2 separate regions of the Homo sapiens genome follow, and region 2 is linked to region 1. Evidence: read pairs that join two places in POLR2A ChIA-PET (ENCODE). Cell type or tissue: PC-9. All regions are shown on one strand. Region 1 holds the start of LOC105370789 (a long non-coding RNA gene). Region 2 overlaps INO80 (INO80 complex ATPase subunit).

What was found. ChIA-PET counts read pairs that join two places held together with the same protein. Peaks named below come from ENCODE experiments on the same cell type or tissue, not always from the same donor. Only the 100,000 strongest peaks of a DNase experiment are listed, where the experiment ranks them.
Region 2: POLR2A ChIA-PET joins it to region 1 with 18 read pairs; 9 of 35 experiments call an interaction of 5 or more read pairs at or near these places.

What each region holds. Positions count from the first base shown.
Region 1 is chr15:40,959,362-40,963,361 of GRCh38, forward strand. LOC105370789 (a long non-coding RNA gene) reads left to right here and starts at 3,128. Exons shown (of 4, transcript XR_007064601.1): 1 at 3,128-4,000. In PC-9, no CTCF peak of the experiment used is centred here; a DNase peak (open chromatin) is centred at 1,790.
Region 2 is chr15:41,032,624-41,036,623 of GRCh38, forward strand. All of the region lies in intron 24 of INO80 (INO80 complex ATPase subunit), which reads right to left. Among named protein-coding and RNA genes, the nearest start is that of INO80-AS1, 18 kb to the left of the region's middle. In PC-9, no CTCF peak of the experiment used is centred here; no DNase peak of the experiment used is centred here.

The sequences.
Region 1 (4,000 bases):
CAGATCACTTGAGGTCAGGAGTTCAAGATCAGCCTGGACAACATGGTGAAACCCAGTCTCTACTAAAAAATACAAAAATTAGCCAGGCGTGGTGGTGGGCACCCGTAGTACCAACTACTTGGGAGGCTGAGGCAGGAGAATCACTTGAACCCAGGAGGTGGAGGTTGCAGTGAGCCAAGATCGCGCCACTGCACTCCGCCTAGGCGACAGAGCAAGACTCTGTCTTAAAAAACAAACAAAAAAAAAGGTTTTCTGATTGTTTCTTTTCCTTTTCAGTTGGGAAAGACTTGAGCAGGGTGATGTTTGGGTTTCCAGCCTTAGGCCGCAGCATTAGGGAATTTCAGAGTTAGCAGGGGCTGCAGAATCATCCTATCTGTGCCTCTAGGGCATGCTCCTGGAGAGCCAGGAGTCGGTGGGAAGGATCGGCCGATTCATTGCTTTTTATTGAATCTACAACAGCCCAGGCCCCTTGGCCTCCCACTGCTGTCGGCAGCAGACAAACACAACCACCCCCGCACCTGGCCTGGGAAGGGTAACCGGAGCTCAGGGGTGGGCAAGGCTGGCTGGCTCTGGGGGCCTTAGAGAAGCGGTAGAAATCCAGTGGGTAGAAGGGGCATTCCGGCAAAGGAGAAAGGGCCACGCCGAGTGGCTGACGCTCTGGGGCGCTGGGGAGGAGGCAGGAAGCTGCTCTGGGGTCCGATGGTGGAGGAAATATTAGAGATTCTTTTTTAGAGAAGTTGACTTCTGTAGTGATGCTTGTGTTTTTTTCACGTTTTCCTTCCCACCGCAGGGTCTCTTGTTTGTTTTGTTCTTTTTCTTTGTTTTGTCTGCTTTAAGGTAGACTAGTGTCTTGTTCAGGCCCGGAGGCTTGTACTTGTAGCCAGAGAAAGATGGGTTGCTGGCGCAAGACGTGGTGGGAGTCTGCTGAGATGTTCCGGGCAGGTGTTGGCGAGGCCTGGAGGAAAGGCAGGAGCTGGGACGGTGGTGGATCTGCCTCCTGGCAGCCCACTGGAGATAGAGGCAAGCAGGAGGGAGGAGACTGGGGATCCCAGGATTTTGCCAAGAGGGTGGGGGTCTCTCATCAGCAGGGGACAGGGACTGTGCAGGACGATGTAGCCTTCGTGTACCTTTCTAGGGCTGGTGGGATTCTCTCCAGGTTGTCCCCCACTGGGCTACAGAAAGGACCCCATTCCTCTGGGGGCTGTCATGCCCTTGAAGAGGGAAATGTCAGTTGGAGAAGCAGAAGGTGTGGGAAGAAGGACCACAAATGGGGGAGACCCCCCGTTCCCCAGGCCTGGATCCGAAGAGGGATCGGATGCTCCAGGGCTGAGGCCAGGAGAGGGGAGGCAATGATCACGGGGCGTGTCCCAGATGGCCGGAGTGTGAGCAGAGGGCCCTGCTGCTCCCTGAGGGTAGGGCGACCGTGGACCCCAGCATGGCCAGGTCAGCCCTAGTTTACTCTGTTGTTCTGGAGTAATTATGACTTTGACTCTCAAAAGTGTCTCAGTTTGGACACTAAATTACATGATAGCTGTAGAGAATTGGGACACAGCAGGGTCACTTTATTAGTGGAGCTGGTGGCTGTCAGACGGGCTTGGCCAGAGCCTGCAGGAGCCTGTCCTCTACCCTTCACCACCAGCCCAGCGGCTGGGGCCCGGCTTAGGTCACAAAGCCCGGGTTGGCAGCCAGGGAAGGCCACCGTCCTCTATCCTTCCTCTTGCTGCCTGTGGAGAGTCCCCTGCAGGCCTGTCCTTCCTCCTCAGCCTGCCCTGGCCTCACCCTTGCCTCAGGCATTTCCTTGGGCGTGAGGAGAGCTGGACACGCCCTGAAGGCTCAGCCAGGTCCTCAGCCCTTCCTGGTGGCACCATCACCCCAGGGAACTCCTGGGGTATTTTCCGCGCCCCTGCCCCGCCCCACCACCCTAGCTGATCCTTCCTGCCTCTCCTCCTTCGCCTGGGACTCTGTGCTGCGCACTCCTGGCTCTAACCCCCTGTGCCTCTGTTCCTCGGCCTGGCACTGCCGTCCCCATTTTGGCTCCATCCTGGGTCCTGCCCCTTGCTAGGCCTCTGCCTGTGAGAGGTGACAGCGTGCTGGCAGTCCTCAGAGCCTTCGCTTGCTCTCGGCACCTCCTCTGCCTGGGCTCCCACTTTGGCAGCATTTGAGGAGCCCTTCAGCCCACCACTGCACTGTGGGAGCCCCTTTCTGGGCTGGCCAAGGCCGGAGCCCACTCCCTCAGCTTGCAGGGAGGTGTGGAGGGAGAGGCGCGAGCGGGAACCGGGGCTGCGTGCGGCGCTTGCGGGCCAGCTGGAGTTCCGGGTGGGCGTGGGCTTGGCAGGCCCCGCACTCGGAGCAGTCGGCCAGCCCTGCTGGCCCCGGGCAATGAGGGACTTAGCACCCGGGCCAGCAGCTGCGGAGGGTGTACTGGGTCCCCCAGCAGTGCCAGCCCACCAGCGCTGTGCTCTATTTCTCACCGAGCCTTAGCTCTCTTCCCGCGGGGCAGGGCTCGGGACCTGCAGCCCGCCATGCCTCAGCCTCCCACCCACTCCGTGGGTTCCTGTGCAGCCCGAGCCTCCCCGACGAGCGCCGCCCCCTGCTCCACGGCGCCCAGTCCCATCGACCATCCAAGGGCTGAGGAGTGCGGGCGCACGGCACCGGGACTGGCAGGCAGCTCCACCTGCAGCCCCGGTGCGGGATCCACTAGGTGAAGCCAGCTGGGCTCCTGAGTCGTGGGGACGTGGAGAGTCTTTATGTCTAGCTCAGGGATTGTAAATACACCAATCAGCACTCTGTGTTTAGCTCAAGGTTTGTGAGTGCACCAATCTACACTCTGTATCTAGCTCAAGGTTTGTAAACACACCAATCAGCACACTGTGTTTAGCTCAAGGTTTGTGAATGCACCAATTGACACTCTGTATCTAGCTGCTCTAGTGGGGCCTTGGAGAACCTGTGTGTGGAAACTCTGTATCTAAGTAATCTGATGGGGAGGTGGAGAACCTTTGTATCTAGCTCAGGGATTGTAAACGCACCAATCAGCGCCCTGACAAAACAGGCCACTCGGCTCTACCAATCAGCAAGATGTGGGTGGGGCCAGATAAGAGAATAAAAGCAGGCTGCCCGAGCTTGCATTAGTAACTCGCTCGGGTCCCCTTCCGGATTGTGGAAACTTTGTTCTTTCGCTGTATGTAATAACTCTTGCTACTGTAGCTCGCTTTTTGGGTCTACGCTGCTTCTATAAGCTGTAACATTCACAGGGAAGATCTGCAGCTTCACTCCTGAGACCACGAGCCCACTGGAAAGAACAAACAACTCCCGAAGTGCTACCTTATAGAGCTATAACACTCACCGCGAAGGTCTGCAGCTTCACTCCTGAGCCAGGGAGACCACAAACCCACCAGAAGGAAAAAACTCCGAATACATCTGAACATCAGGAGGGACAGACTCCAGACGGGCCACCTGAAAAGCTGTAACACTCACCGTGAGGGTCCGGGGCTTCATTCTTGAAGTTAGTGAGACCAAGAACCCACCAATTCGGGACACACTTGGACCATCCGCTTCCCAGGAAGCGTCAGCCCTGGGGTGCCCATGCCCAGAAGCCCACTCCAGCCCTGATAGTCGCCTCCCAGCTGAGCCAGGAACCTGGGGCTGAGCTCCATCCTCAACCTTAAAAACTTGTCATCTCACCTGTCCCGAGGATGTGCGGTACCTGCCCTACTTCTACCATCCTCACCCTACTCTTTTCCTGGGCTAGCGTTATGATGTCTAAACCTATCTATCATCCCGTTCTGTGCTCTGTATATTCATTTTCCACATAACGTAAAATGTAGGTCTGGCTAAGCCCCCTCCACATGGACAACGTGGGCCCTACTCTCCACAGACTCCAGCCACCTGCGACCCCTTCTGCCTCATGCTACGTGTGATCACAGCCTTTTCTCCTGTTGCTATCCTGACCGAGATGCTCCTCTAACAAGCTTGTCCACCCTTTCACACCCCTCAGCACACG
Region 2 (4,000 bases), 73 kb after region 1:
TCAACATATGCCACTCTCTTCAAAACAACTCTATGTTTAGAACCTTTGTGTATTTTAAATTGCAAAATCTGAAATGCCCCCGATTTTTAGGAGTCACTTGACTCACTAGAACTGTAGAGTATATAAAATGTTCAGGCCAGGCGTGGTAGCTCATGCCTGTAATCCCAGCACTCTGGGCGGCTGAGGAGGGCGGATCACGAGGTCAGGAGTTCGAAACCAGCCTGGCCAACATAATGAAACCCCGTCTCTACTACAAACACAAAAATTAGCCAGGGGTGGTGGCATGCGCCTATAGTCCCAGCTACTCAGGAGGCTGAGGCAGGAGAATCACTTGAACCCGGGAGGCGGAGGTTGCAGTGAGCCAAGACCACACCATTGCACTCCAGCCTGGGTGACAGAGACTCCGTCTCAACAACAACAACAAAAAAACAAACAAAAAAAACTTTCAGCACGTACTATGCATAAGTAGACCATTACCATGACAACAGTTTCAATGAGACAGACAGGAGACAGAATCAATACTGGTACTGTACTCTGTGTCTGCCAACCATCATTTTTAATTTTTAACATGACATTTAATTGGAATAGACTCAAATCTGTTCTGCCCCAAGAAAGATAACTAAATGGCATATTTACGACAGGCTCTCTTTTTTGTCTTTATTCTTCTAAGCAAAATAAAATTTTATTTTTCTATCTCTGCTGCCTGAATCAGAATTTTTTTTTTTTTTTTTTGGAGACACAATCTCGTTACCCAGGCTGGGGTGCAGTAGTGTGATCATAGCTCACTGTAATCTCAAACTCCTGGACTCAAGGGATCCTCCCACCTCAGCCTCCTTGAGTAGAGAGACAGAGTGAGACCCTGTCTCAAAACAAACAAACAAACAAAATCACACTCTTTATCCACTGCAAAACAGTGTAAGAAAATAACTCTGGCCAGAGGTACCACAGTGTGCAGGGAAGGTGTGCGAAAGTTCTGACCCAAATCTACTCATTCCTGAAATTCTTAATAGCAATGCAGGGTAGAACACAAGAAAATTAAGTAGAATACAGGGAGCCATGCTAGTTTTTGTTCTACAAACATAAGAGAAGGAAATCTCTGAAAAGTATTCACATCAATTAAGAGATTTTTTAAAAACCCCAAACTTAGGCCAGGCGCAGTGGCTCACGCCTGTAATCCCAGTACTCTGGGAGGCCAAGGCGGGAGGATCACGAGGTCAGGAGATCAAGACCATCCTGGCTAACGCTAGAGTAGAAACCCTATCTCTACTAAAAAAAAAAATACAAAAAAATTAGCCGGGCGTGGTGGCAGGCGCCTGTAGTCCCAGCTTCTCGGGAGGCTGAGGCAGGAGAATGGCGTGAACCTGGGAGGCAGAGCTTGCAGTGAGCTGAGATGGTGCCACTGCACTCCAGTCTTGGTGACAGAGCGAGACTCTGTCTCAAAAAACAAACAAAAAAACCCAAAACTTTATCCAAAACACCTCTAAGTATCAACCGATCTGTGTCCTTAGCCTAGTTCTTAGCTTCTTGATGTTTATGTGTATCATCCTGAAGCTAATAATACAAGAATGGTACTTCTTTGGATTCTGTAACAAAAAATTCATATTTTATCTTCACCATAGGGTGGGTGAGTGCAAGGGTTTTATAGGCACATTATGGGGTTGGGGGAGGTAAGGAGAAGAGAGCTTCTCACTGTTTGGATTCATTCCTTTCCCTGGGGAGTAAGAGAAGAAGGGGAGGACTGGGTTAGACTGCTGAATATGGCTCAGGTAGTATGTGACCTCACACAGCTTACCAAGACCAATATGACAACATGTAGCTAAGTGAACACTGATCTGTCTCCACAGAGGAAGAAAAACAAAGTCTTTACCTTGATCTGATGATAGGAAGTTATATTTAGGAGACAGGCTACAGGAACAATAACTCTCTTTATACAACAAATGAAGGCGTAGAAGGAAACAGAATGAAAAATTTTCTGCCTTAAGATGACAAAGCTGAATATGGGGAAATTAACTCAAAACTAACTTGTTAGCTCCAAAGGAGCTTTAGTCTAAAATATTATTTGAATTTCGTAAGAAAAAGAATGATGAGACCCCTTCCAACTTTTACATTTCCCCATGTCTCTTCTCAGGTTTGTTGGCCGAAGAATAACCCCAAACTTTTTAAGACTGATCTGGAACATGGAATCTGGGTTCAACTTGCATACTCTTCCATTAAAACCTTGAAACATAATTTGTCTTCACTGGAGAACTGCTTCTCTTCTGCATTATGTTTCCAAATAATTAAAGTTACATAATCAGAACTAATGTGGCAAATTAAATGAAAATACAGAGCTTGCAATGAAAAGAAAAAAAATGCTCACAAGGAGTTAAGAGTTTATGAGTAAAGAATCCCTGCTGAAAATGAAACCTCGTTATTATACTATAGTTACTATCTTTCCCAGCTAACATTTGCTGTGAAGAAACACGGGTAACAGAGCACAAGGATAGAGTCCAAAATCCTTTCTAGTTGAAAAACTAGTTAAGAACTAGTACTACAGTCAGAACCATCTACAGTCTAAGCCAGAATCTCAGAACAGGAAATCCAAAACAAATTTCATAATGAAATATCTGATATAATGGGATCAGCATGGAAATAAGGGGCTGTGGTAGTTTTATATGGCCACAAATTCCTTGGCCAGGTGTGATGGCTCACACCTGATCCTAACACTCTGGGAGGCTGAGGCAGGGGAATCCCTTGAGGCCAAAATCCAAAAATTAGCTGGGTGTAGTGGCACCTGCCTGTAATCCCAGCTACTTGAGAGGCTGAGGTGGGAGGACTGCTTGAGCCCCAAAGGTGGAGGTTGTAGTGAGCCATGACTATACCACTACGCTCTTGCCTGGGTGACAAAGCAAGACTACATCTCTAAAAAAAAAAAAAGACCGGGCGCGGTGGCTCACGCCTGTAATCCCAGCACTTTGAGAGGCCGAGGCAGATGGATCACGAGGTCGGGAGATCAAGACCATCCTGGCCAACATGGTGAAACCCCGTTTCTATTAAAAAATATAAAAAATTAGCTGGGTGTGGTGGCGGGCACCTGTAGGCCCAGCTACTCGGGAGGCTGACGCAGGAGAATGGCGTGAAACTGGGAGGCGGAGGTTGCAGTGAGCCGAGATCACACCACTGCACTCCAATCTGGGGGACAGAGTGAGACTCTGTCTCAAAAAAAAAAAAAAAAAAAAAAAAAAGTCTGGCGCCTTGGCTTACACCTGTAATCGGAGCACTCAGGGAGGCCAAGGTGGGCAGATCACTTGAGGCCAGGAGTTTGAGACCAGTCTGGTCAACATGGTGAAACCCCATCTCTGCTTTAAAAACAAAACAAAACAAAACAAAAAAACCCATAAAATTAGCTGGGCATGATGGCCCACACCTGTAATCCCAGCTACTCAAGGAGGCTGAGGCAGGAGAATCACTGGAACCCAGGAGGCGGAAGTTGCAGTGAGCCGAGATCGCACCACTGCACTCCAGCCTGGGCAACAGAGTGCAACTCTCTCTCGAAAAAAAAAAAAAAAAAAAAAAAAAAAAACCCAAAAAAACCACATAGCTAAGCTGCTCCCAAGTTCCCAGCCAACAGAAACAGTGTGAGATATCAAGTGTTTATTGTTTTAGTCTCTAGGTTTTAAGATAACATGTTATATAACTACTACTACAGGGGCTAAAATCCATAGTTGAGCTCATTAGCAACCTCTATTGCAAGTTTCTATAGATTCACTTCTCTCTGGTGTTCCTTACTACCCAAGGAACGTGTCACCTCTAGTTCTCAGATCAAATGCAGGGCAAAAATAACTAAGTGCAATAAGATCAATGAATGATCAAACAGATTACCTATCCTGCCCACTTTCCCTAAACCCCTAGAAGTTAGTGCTCTTCACAAAATTCTATTTAAAATATTAAGAGTAAAACTGTACTTTTAATTTTAGGCTAGAAGACATTCCCTCAGATTAATACATACCATGTTCCAAAG